Linked DNA regions of Homo sapiens: region 2 is linked to region 1. The links are chromatin contacts, found by Hi-C or POLR2A ChIA-PET in ENCODE. All regions are on one chromosome and are shown on one strand. The core of a region is the stretch at or near the end of the contact, and the rest is flanking DNA. Distances in the headings are between cores, read along the strand shown.

Region 1 (5,552 bases), core at 1,665-4,164:
GAGGGCACATGGCCAGGCTGCCTGCCTACTGCCGGGGTGGACAGCAAGAGCTGGGCCTTCAGAGGATCTTGGACGGTCTGGCCACAGGTGCTGAGGCCAGTAGGATGCTGGGCGGCAGGGATGAAGGGGACAAGGAGCAGGAGGAGAAAGGGGTTTCCTATCCAGGGATTTGGGGTGGGGTGGATGACCTGGGTCCCAGCTCAGTGGGGACCTGCAGAGGGTGGAAGCTTGAACTTCTGGAAATGTCTTCAGCTTCTGCAGTTGCTGTGGTCTCAGGAGAGCTGGAAAGGCAAAGGAAGGGAGGTTAGGCACCCCCAGCAGGCAGGGTGGGGGCAAACTGTGGGGACCAGCAGGGGCAGGGATGTTGGGGTTCAGACTGGCCCTTTAGTGGGGACCCTGCTCAGTTTGAACAGCACCGGGGCTGGGAGGCCTTCAGTTCCTCCATCCGACCTCCCCGGGCTCATCAGCCACCCCCTACACCTCAGGGACCCCAACAGCCCATCAGCTTCACCTGACAGAACCTGGGGGAACATGAGGGAAACTGGCAGAGCCTGAGGGGACCTGATGGAAATTGAGGGAACCTGAAGGAAACTGGGGGAACCTGAGGGAACCTGAGGGAAACTGGGGGAACCTGAGGGAAACTGGGGGAAACTGAGGGAAACTGGGGGAACCTGAGAGAAACTGGGGGAAACTGAGGGAACCTGAGGGAAACTGGGGGAAACTGAGGGAACCTGAGGGAAACTGGGGGAACCTGAGGGAAACTGGCAGAGCCTGAGGGGACCTGATGGAAATTGAGGGAACCTGAAGGAAACTGAGGCAACTTGAGGAAACCTAAGGGAAACTGAGGGAAACTGGGGGAACCTGAGGGAAACTGGGGGAAACTGAGGGAAACTGGGGGAACCTGAGGGAAACTTGAGGGAAACTGGGGGAAACTGGGGGAACCTGAGGGAAACTGGGGGAAACTGAGGGAACCTGAGGGAAACTGGGGGAACCTGAGGGAAACTGGCAGAGCCTGAGGGGACCTGATGGAAATTGAGGGAACCTGAAGGAAACTGAGGCAACTTGAGGAAACCTGAGGGAAACTGAGGGAAACTGGGGGAACCTGAGGGAAACTGGGGGAAACTGAGGGAACCTGAGGGAAACTGAGGGAACCTGAGGGAAACTGGGGAAAACTGAGGGAACCTGAGGGAAACTGGGGGAACCTGAGGGAAACTGAGGGAACCTGAGGGAAACTGGGGGAACCTGAGGGAAACTTGAGGGAAACTGGGGGAAACTGAGGGAACCTGAGGGAAACTGGGGGAACCTGAGGGAAACTGGGGGAAACTGAGGGAACCTGAGGGAAACTGGGGGAACCTGAGGGAAACTGGGGGAACCTGAGGGAAACTTGAGGGAAACTGGGGGAACCTGAGGGAAACTGGGGGAACCTGAGGGAAACTTGAGGGAAACTGAGGGAACCTGAGGGAAACTGGGGGAACCTGAGGGAAACTTGAGGGAACCCGAGGGAACCTGAGGGAAACTGGGGGAACCTGAGGGAAACTGAGGGAACCTGAGGGAAACTGGGGGAACCTGAGGGAAACTGGGGGAACCTGAGGGAAACTTGAGGGAAACTGGGGGAAACTGAGGGAAACTGGGGGAACCTGAGGGAAACTGAGGGAACCTGAGGGAACCTGAGGGAAACTGGGGGAACCTGAGGGAAACTTGAGGGAACCTGAGGGAAACTGGGGGAACCTGAGGGAAACTGAGGGAACCTGAGGGAAACTGGGGGAACCTGAGGGAAACTTGAGGGAAACTGGGGGAAACTGAGGGAAACTGGGGGAACCTGAGGGAAACTGAGGGAACCTGAGGGAAACTGGGGGAACCTGAGGGAAACTGGGGGAAACTGGGGGAACCTGAGGGAACCTGAGGGAAACTGGGGGAACCTGAGGGAAACTTGAGGGAAACTGGGGGAAACTGGGGGAACCTGGGGGAAACTGGGGGAACCTGAGGGAAACTGAGGGAACCTGAGGGAAACTGGGGGAACCTGAGGGAAACTTGAGGGAAACTGAGGGAACCTGAGGGAAACTGGGGGAACCTGAGGGAAACTTGAGGGAAACTGGGGGAAACTGGGGGAACCTGGGGGAAACTGGGGGAACCTGAGGGAACCTGAGGGAAACTGGGGGAACCTGAGGGAAACTTGAGGGAAACTGAGGGAACCTGAGGGAAACTGGGGGAACCTGAGGGAAACTTGAGGGAAACTGAGGGAAACTGGGGGAACCTGAGGGAAACTGGGGGAACCCGAGGGAAACTTGAGGGAAACTGGGGGAACCTGAGGGGAACTTGAGGGAAACTGGGGGAACCTGAGGGAAACTGGGGGAAACTGAGGGGAACTTGAGGGAAACTGAGGGAACCTGAGGGAAGCTGGGGGAAACTGAGGGAACCTGAGGGAAACTGAGGGAAATTTGAGGGAAACTGGGGGAAACTGAGGGAAACTTGAGGGAAACTGAGGGAACCTGAGGGAAACTGGGGGAACCTGAGGGAAGCTGAGGGAAACTTGAGGGAAACTGGGGGAACCTGAGGGAAACTTGAGGGAAACTGAGGGAACCTGAGGGAAACTGAGGGAAACTTGAGGGAAACTGAGGGAACCTGAGGGAAACTGAGGGAACCTGAGGGAAACTGAGGGAAACTTGAGGGAAACTGAGGGAACCTGAGGGAAACTGAGGGAAATTTGAGGGAACTTGGAGAACCTTAGGGAACCTGAGGGAAACTGAGGGAAATTTGAGGGAAACTGAGGGAACCTGAGGAATCCTGGCCCCGCTTCAGCCTCCCAACCCCTCACCCAGCACCAGGCCGTGTCTCCGAGACCCCTCCTCAGAGACCCCTCCTCGGGAGATCTCACCATCCTGGTGTCTCTGTTCATGTGGGCACCCAGGGAAAGGAGGAGGCAGAGCCCATTTGGGTATATAAAGGGCCATTTCCCATGGTGCTCTGGGCTCATCTGCATATCTCCCATGAGCCTCAGTTTCCAGGAAATGAAAGTGCTGAGTCACCAGCTCCCTCCAAGGAGGGCCATGTGCAGCCCCTGGGCACCTGCAGGAAGGCCCTGGAGAGGCAGCTCCTCTGGGGGCTGGAGATTGGGGTGGGTGCTCTCCGTCTGCAGGCTGGCACAGGGTGAGCATCCAGCCTGTGGTTGCTGGCCCGTCGTGGGCACGACGTCCTGGTCCTGCCGCGTTTGTAAAACGTGATCCCTGCTTTGCTGTCTCTGTCTTAAAGTTCTCTGAATTTTAAGAACCAGCCAATTGTCAATTAGTTATTGTTTAAACACATTTTCCCCTTTGTGGTTCATCTCTTCGCTCTTTAAACAAGACGCTTATAAATTAACACTTGTTTTTTCAGTAGACTCTATTTTTTACAGCAGTTTTAGGTTCATAGCAAAATTGAGCCAAAAGCATGGAGCTCTCCCACCGCTCCCCTGCTCCTGCAGGTGCACAGCCTTCCCCAGTCCTCCCGTCCCAGCCATTTGTTACACGTTGTTATTATCATCATCGCCCTCTGCAGTTTCCATTATGCTTTCCTCCGGTGCTGTGCATTCTGCAGGTTTGGACACATGTATAATCATGCAGACCCACCACTCTAATATTGTACAGACGGGTTTCTCCGCCCCGATTCATCTGTGTTCTGCATTTTCATCACTCCCTCTCCCAGCCCCTGGCAACCAGGAATCTTTTGACTGTCTCCTTAATTTTGCCTTTTCCAAAATGTCACAGAGCTGGACTCATACATTATGTAGCCTTTTCAACTTCTTTTTTAGTAATACGCACTTTGGTTCTTCCATGTCTTTTGTGGTTTGATAGTTCACTTCTTTTTTTTTTTTTTTTTTTTTTTGAGACAGAGTCTTGCTCTGTCACCCAGGCTGGAATGCACTGGTGAAATCACAGCTACTACAGCCTCAACCTCCTGGGCTCCTGTGATTTTCTCACCTCAGCCTCCCAAATAGCTGGGACTACAGGTGCTGGTGCACACCCCGATAAGTTTTGTATTTTTTGTGAGACAGGGCCTCACCATGTTGCCCACACTGGTATCAAACACTTGGGCTCAAGTGATCCGCCTGCCTCTGCCTCCCACAGTGCTGGGATTACAGACGTGAGCCACCTTGCATGGCCAGCTCACTTATTTTTTAACACTGAATGGTATTCCATTGTCTGGATGTACCATGGTTTATTTATCCATTCACCTATGGAAAGACATCTTGGTTGCTCCCAGGTTTGGGCAATTATGAATAAAGCTACTACAAATATTCATGTGCAGGTGTCTGTAGACATAAGTTCTCAACTCATTTTGGTAAACTCTAAGGAGTGAGATTGCTGGATGCTGTGGTCAGAGTGTGTTTAGTTTTGTAAGAAAGTGACAAATTGTCTCACACAGTGGCCCTGTGGGAGGAACCCCCAAACCCTTTCCCTACATCCCCATGACCTCTGCTCCTCCCCACCTGGCAGCTGTCTGTGCCTGGCTCAGGTCATCCACACACCTGGGGCTGCCTGCCACCCCCACCAGGTTAGGGCTCAGATCAGGGCCACCCCTCACCCTGGGGCTTCCTCGTCCCAGTCCTGGGATAGGGGCAGGTGTGGGGCTTTGGCTGCCAGGTGTCCTGCTGTGGGTGGAGAGGGCAGTGAGCTCATTCCCTAAAGACTCGGGTGCCTGAGCTGTCTGGCTGGTCCCCTCAGGTGAGAGGAAAGTAGTGGTTGAGGGACCCCACAGAGAAGCCTGTTTATGGGTCTGGGGGTCAGAGGCTCCCGGGAGGAGCCCCCAGGTCCTGGTTTTCTCTGAAAAGGCCACTCAAGGCCTCGGGGCTGAGCTGTGGCTGCCCTGGCCAGAAGGGGGCCGGGGAGGGAGCCCTGCACCTGTCGTGAACACTCAGGGCTGGGCCAGTGGGCGCCTGGAGGATGAGGTCCCTCCCACCTGGCCCCTCCCAGCCTCAGTTCTCAGGACACAGCCCAGCCGGCAGCTGCCAGAGTCACTGCCTAAAGGAGGTTTTGACCGAGGAGCAGCAGAGCCCTCTGAGGGCCCCTGTGGTAAGCAGGCTCCTCGCTGGTTTGCATGGCTTTTTCACACAGTAGTTGCGTCGAGAATTTAATATGCTGCGACCTCGTTGCCAGCAGGAGCGGTGTGGGACCGGGAAGCTGACGGGGAAGTGTTGGCGGGTGCAGGGCAGCGTCCACTCTGGGAAGCTGTGGCCAGCGCGTCCTGGCCAGCCAGGGCCTGGGCAGGGACTTGCCTCTCGGGCCTCGGCCTCACCCTGGTCTGAGAGTGTAGGACCCTCTCAAGGTCCTCAGTCACCTCAGCAGCCTGGGACGGAGCCTTTGGATCGCTTCCTGGGCAGCTGGGTACAGGAGAGGCCACTTGAGACAGATGTTGGGATGGACAGCTGGATTTGAGGCCCAGAGGGAAACCGTGGCAAGACTTGGTGGGTGGATGGTACCAGAGGAACAGGACGTGGCCATAATCGGGGAATCCAACACTCCTGTATCTCCAGAAGGACCAGGCATTTCCCCAGCTGCAGAGACCACTGATGGGGC
Region 2 (5,552 bases), core at 1,836-4,335, 430 kb before region 1:
GCTGACATATGCTGGGGGCGGCAGGGTGCACAGGGGTCCCACGGGCTGGCCACTGAGCAGCTCTGCCAGGGCAGAAACAAGCATGAGGACGGAGAGCATGGCTGAGAGCCACCTGCCACCTGGGGAGCCCATGGAGGCCGGCGAGCCAAGCAAAGACACCAGGACACACGGGGGGATGGGGAACCCCAGGCGTGGGCCACAGCCTGAGCCCTCCTGCTTCCGAGGCCAAGATGAGGCCACCCACTACCCAGGCCACAAGCTTCCGAGGCCACGCTTTACCCAGGCCACAGGCTTCCGAGGCCACCCTTTACGCAGGCCACAGGACAGCAGGTGTGCTGCCAGGATCAAGGGCACAGAGGCAGCATGGGACAGAGTCTGGCACTCTATGAATGGATGGCTCACACCCTCCACCAGCACCTTTACTGCAGCCGACAGCCACAGGAGAGGCGGGAGGGTAGTCGGGGAGCCCAGGGCCTCCAGAGGGAACACTTCACAGAAGGAAATGGCTCCCACCTGGACCAGGCGGCAGAGCGGGACAGACTCAGGATGACGTGAAGCACAGAGCCACGTGCTGGGACAAGGACCCCCAGGACAGGGTGGCGGCGCAGCCACATGAGAACAGATGAGCAATGAACCAGGAAGGAGACATGTCAGAGCCACGTCCACACAGGCAGGTGTGAGCGGACAGCGGGAGGGAACACGGCGTCTCGGGGATGAGCCCGGCTCCTGGGCCGTATGCACGGACAGCAGCACAGAAGCTCCCATTTGTTGCTGGGCTCCCGGGTAAACAGGCCAGGAGGGGAAAGTGATGGTACAACAGGTGTGACCTGGGACTTGCGGGTTCTGAAGTGTCACACGTGTACCCAACGGGTCCACAGAAGGAGGGCTCGAGAACCAAGGACAGAAATCAGGTAATAAAGGTCAAGGGTGAATCAGAGCTGAGATATCAACAGCCAGGACCAAAGCCTGAGGGACATCTGCCTTAGAGGGAAGGTGCCTCTAAGGTGACTGCGTGGGCAGTGAGGCATCACGGGTCTGTGAGCCAGGTGAGGGCGGGGCAGGGGAGAGGGCAGGGGCACCCCAACCTGCACAGGGGCCACAGGTCAGGACGACTGGGGCAGGGGCCACTGAGACCCAGCTCTAGCCCACTCAGCAGCAGCCCAGCCCAGCTCTCTGCCTGTCTCTTCCTCATCTAAGAACTGAGCGGGGTGAGGCTGGTGACCCGCCAAGCCCCCTCCCCGTCTAGCACATGACCCCGCGACGGGCTGCCTGTGAGCACACGTCTGTGAGCAGGTCGCGCCACCTCAGCAGGGATGGGCCAGGGCTGATGGGGACTCAAAGGCGTGCGGCTCACCATGCAGGTTTCTGTAAGACTCACGGCACTGTGCCCGCCCCACATAAAATGCTGAGTGATGGGAAATGAGTGTTAGGAGCTGGCTGCTCCAGGTCTTTCCTTAACGCCACGAGGAGACCGAACCAGCGTGGCCTGGGGTACCTCGTTTCACCCAAATGCTACAGGAGCATGATCTCTGGAAAGTACCCACATTCAAACTGCTCTTGTCCTATTTTCTCCATCCAAAACCTTGCCCCAAGAGAGCACTACAACTAAAAAGGACCACGTGGGTCATCTTCCTCTGGCCACACTGAACCCTAAATGAAACAGTAGGGTGCTGTTCCCCAAATCTGAAGAGAAATCAAAGCCTAAATGTGAAATGTTTTAGATAATCAGCTGTCTTCTTTCATCTTCAAAGACTGACTGTGCTAATTAGCCTCACACCAGCCTCTGCGGTGAGAGGTCTGCTGCTTCCCTCCCAGGTGGGGCGGGCGCTGGTGCTCACCCTGGCCTCAGGTCACAGGAGAGACGGAGTCAGCAAAGGGCCTGGGCACAGCTCACAGCAGCTCAAGCCCTGGTTCCCGGCCCACACACTCTTGGCCACAACCACTCCTACTTGGGGACCTGGCTGCTTTTATTAACTATAAAAAAGCAGAGTGGCTTCAGCACCTCTCTTCACAAGGGCCGAGCGGGAGCTGGGAGTGAGGCTGACAGTGCCAGCGTTCTTTGGCTTTCTTGGTTTTTAATGCTGTTGTGTGTGACTATTTTATCCTTTAACAAGAGTTGTGCTTTTGTCAATGATAAAAATAAAAAGAAACCGCACTGCAAAGGGGAGACTCGAGCCTAACAGCCGATAAGGGGAAGAGCATCCTATTACCACTTTCATAGTCAACAGCCCCGTCTCGCAGTCCGAGTCCCCCAGCCCCGCCGCCGCCTCCCAGCCATTGTGAGAACACACAGGGAGAAACCCACTCCACACAGTCGACAATCTTCCAATCAGAGCACTAGAAACCAAGAGAGCACAACTATCAATCAGCAAGCAGAGTCACACATGAAATGACAGCCATTTTCCTTTTTGTAAATTTTTTTTTAGATGGAGTCTTGCTCTGTTGCCCAGGCTGGAATGCAGTGGCGCCATGTCGGCTCACTGCAACCTCCACCTCCCGGGTTCAAGCGATTTTCCTGCCTCAGCCTCCCAAGTAGCTGGGATTACAGGCGCGCACCACCATGCCCAACTAATTTTTTGTATTTTTAGTAGAGACAGGGTTTCACCATGTTGGCCAGGCTGGTATCAAACTCCTGGCCTCAAGTGATCCACCTGCCTCGGCCTCCCAAAGCGCTGGGATTACCGGCATGAGCCACTGTGCCCAGCCCATTTTCCATTTTTAATGTGTTTTTCTCCTTCCTTGAATTTCCTCAATTTGCATTAATCTTAATGCTTAAATTGGGACTAAACCAAAGCGTGTTTTTAAAGCTGAAGTACAGGGGCCTTCCAGGGAAATTACATTGCCAAACACTTGCTTCCCTCCCACAGGAGTTAAAAACCCTCACTGCAAGGGAACTACGCTTCGAGGGAAATGAAGATCAAATCCTGGTTTCGATGGTACTTGTTGAGAGTTCACCTGTTTCGCCCACAGTAATGAACAGGTGGATGACAATGAAGCCAAGTGCATCAAAGGAAACAGATGAAACCCTAAGCAGAATCCACCTGCAAGTTTCATCATGTACAGCAGGCGCCCGGCCTCTGCCTGCAGCTCTGCCAAGCCCAAGGTGAAACCTCCCACCCGCTCAGCACCCAGCACGACTTCCTCCTGCTGAGGCAACCTGGATCAGACCAAACGGACCCTTCCAAGAGACAGAAGGAAACAACACACATGACTCTGGAAAGACTCGAGATGCTCCAGCAGCCGCCCAGGGCTTCAGACGCTCTGGAAGGGACGTGCTGGCCCCAGGAGCTGCCAGAAGCCCGGCCCCGCCAGGCGTTGCTTCACGGCAGTTTCATTCATTCCCTTCCCAGGGATTTCAGCCGGCTGCGTCAGACAATTGCTCACTCTTGCTGAGGGCAAATCTCTGAATAGTTCTGAGGTGCTGCTGCCAAACCGCCTGGGTGCTCTGCCCTAAACGGCAGGACAGCACGCCTCACTCTTTGCCAGCATATGCCGGGGGGTGGCACAGGGCTCGGCTCTCCTAAGCCTTTGAGAAGACCGTTTTACACCTCGGGAGGAAGGGGAAAAACGAATGTCTCTCCACCTCAACGTGGAACTTGGAGATGTCAAAATAAAAAGCACTTCCCCACTCCTGGCTGGTTTGACTTTGCTACAGGAATTCCCACCTGTCCCAGCAGCTAGGAGGGGAATGGGGCAGCGAGCCGTCCCGCCCACCCACCCTCTGGGTATTCCAAATGCAGGCTGTGCAACACGTGTCTCCCACTTGGGATGGAAGAACAGAAAACTTGGGAACAATCTAGAGAAAACCAACAAGATCATCAAAAAAAAAAAAAAAAAAAGTAAAGAACCGAACCCACAACAAAGAAACTGCAGAACTAGACACATGTGGCCACAAGACCCTCCCAAGCCGAGAAGGACTCGGAGCCCTGCACCCAGGGGACACCGTGGAGCCCTCCAAGGCAGCCTGAACGCAGTGGCCCACAGCCCCTCACCAGGAGGCTGCCTCTCCCACAGCCAGCCTGGCCAGAAGGTGGCACGCCTCACCTGCCTGCAAGTCCCTGGGCAGCCACAGCTGGCTCCAGCCCCAAGGCTGGGATATCCTGCTGACCCAACAGCATGGGGTGGGGACGGCAGAGGAGGGGAGGCTCCCAGGCCAGGCTGACGAGAGCTGCAGGAGACCCCTAGAAGCCCGTTAAGAGACCGGACAGAGATCAAATTTGCCTCCCCTCCCAAAGCAGCACCCACACTCGGGGCAGGGCTAACGGCCTCCCCTGCAGAGGCACCACACTCGGGGCAGAGCCATTGGAGACAACCAGCTCTGGTCACATCCTGTTAGACCTCCCATTTGCTCCCCTGACCTGAGATGTTTTTCCCCCACAGCACTGAGTTTTATTAGGGATTTCATTAAGGTTAAATTTCTAAGGATGAGGGAATCCTAGAGGGCAGAGAAGCCCTCGAAGCCACCTCAGATCCTGTGAGCCACAGGTTCTACGGTGGGATCGCCACCTGGTTCCAGGTGCAGATGATTATAAGGACACTGCTTTGGCCCCACGGGCTGGTAGGCTGGTTAATTCTTCCCCACCCAGAACACGATCATGAAGGCCGTGAAGCTGAAGAGCTGCTTACACAATATTCCAAGAAGCAGGTGTGCGGGACATATCCACATGGATCCTGACACACATGTAGGTGCCAACATTGTCATTTCACCAGTCCAACCTCAGGCCAGGTGGTCCCAGTCACAGCATGGACCCCCTCCCACTGCGATGGGTCGGGTCCAGTGGTCCCAGTCACACAGCATGGACCCCCCTCCCGCTGCGATGGGTCGGGTCCAGTGGTCCCAGTCACACAGCATGGACCCCCCTCCCGCTGCGATGGGCGGGATCCAGTGGTCCCAGTCACACAGCATGGACCCCCCTCCCGCTGCGATGGACGGGATCCAGTGGTCCCAGTCACACATCATGGACCCCCCTCCCGCTGCGATGGGTGGGATCCAGTGGTCCCAGTCACACAGCATGGACCCCCCTCCCGCTGCGATGGGTCGGGTCCAGTGGTCCCAGTCACACAGCATGGACCCCCCTCCCGCTGCGATGGGTCGGGTCCAGTGGTCCCAGTCACACAGCATGGACGCCCCTCCCGCTGCGATGGGTGGGATCCAGTGGTCCCAGTCACACAGCATGGACCCCCCTCCCGCTGCGATGGGTCGGGTCCAGTGGTCCCAGTCACACAGCATGGACCCCCCTCCCGCTGCGATGGGTCGGGTCCAGTGGTCCCAGTCACACAGCATGGACCCCCCTCCCGCTGCGATGGGTGGGATCCAGTGGTCCCAGTCACACAGCATGGACCCCCCTCCCGCTGCGATGGGTCGGGTCCAGTGGTCCCAGTCACACAGCATGGACCCCCCTCCCGCTGCGATGGGTGGGATCCAGTGGTCTCAGTCACACAGCATGGACCCCCTGTCGCTGCGATGGGTGGGATCCAGTGGTCCCAGTCACACAGCATGGACCCCCCTCCCGCTGCGATGGGTGGGGTCCAGTGGTCCCAGTCACACAGCA

Evidence for each region. A loop is a pair of places that touch in the nucleus more often than their neighbours do. ChIA-PET counts read pairs that join two places held with the same protein, here RNA polymerase II (POLR2A). Pooled maps may share reads with other maps.
Region 2: a map of posterior vena cava shows a loop between it and region 1 (2.9-fold over the local background). The contact joins the enhancer-like site here to the promoter of TEX19 in region 1. A Hi-C loop is called at or near these places in 56 of 168 maps with a recorded cell type or tissue (B cell, CD14-positive monocyte, CD4-positive, alpha-beta T cell and 35 more), 8 of 37 single-sample maps with no recorded cell type and 37 of 50 pooled maps. POLR2A ChIA-PET finds 5 or more read pairs at or near these places in 2 of 52 experiments (B cell and PC-3).

What each region holds. Positions count from the first base shown.
Region 1 is chr17:82,356,609-82,362,160 of GRCh38, reverse strand. It overlaps TEX19 (testis expressed 19), which reads right to left and starts at 2,914. Exons shown (of 2, transcript NM_207459.4): 1 at 2,876-2,914; 2 at 1-281. The coding sequence starts at 10. RefSeq lists a silencer at 1,434-1,728 and an enhancer at 5,337-5,552.
Region 2 is chr17:82,785,109-82,790,660 of GRCh38, reverse strand. All of the region lies in intron 7 of TBCD (tubulin folding cofactor D), which reads right to left. Among named protein-coding and RNA genes, the nearest start is that of TBCD, 36 kb to the right of the region's middle. RefSeq lists enhancers at 367-868, 3,099-3,148. Within about 2 kb of position 3,085, at least 6 of the 41 ENCODE cell types and tissues checked have a DNase peak (open chromatin) inside an H3K27ac peak, as active enhancers do; they include mammary epithelial cell, prostate gland and psoas muscle, where a contact is called at or near this core.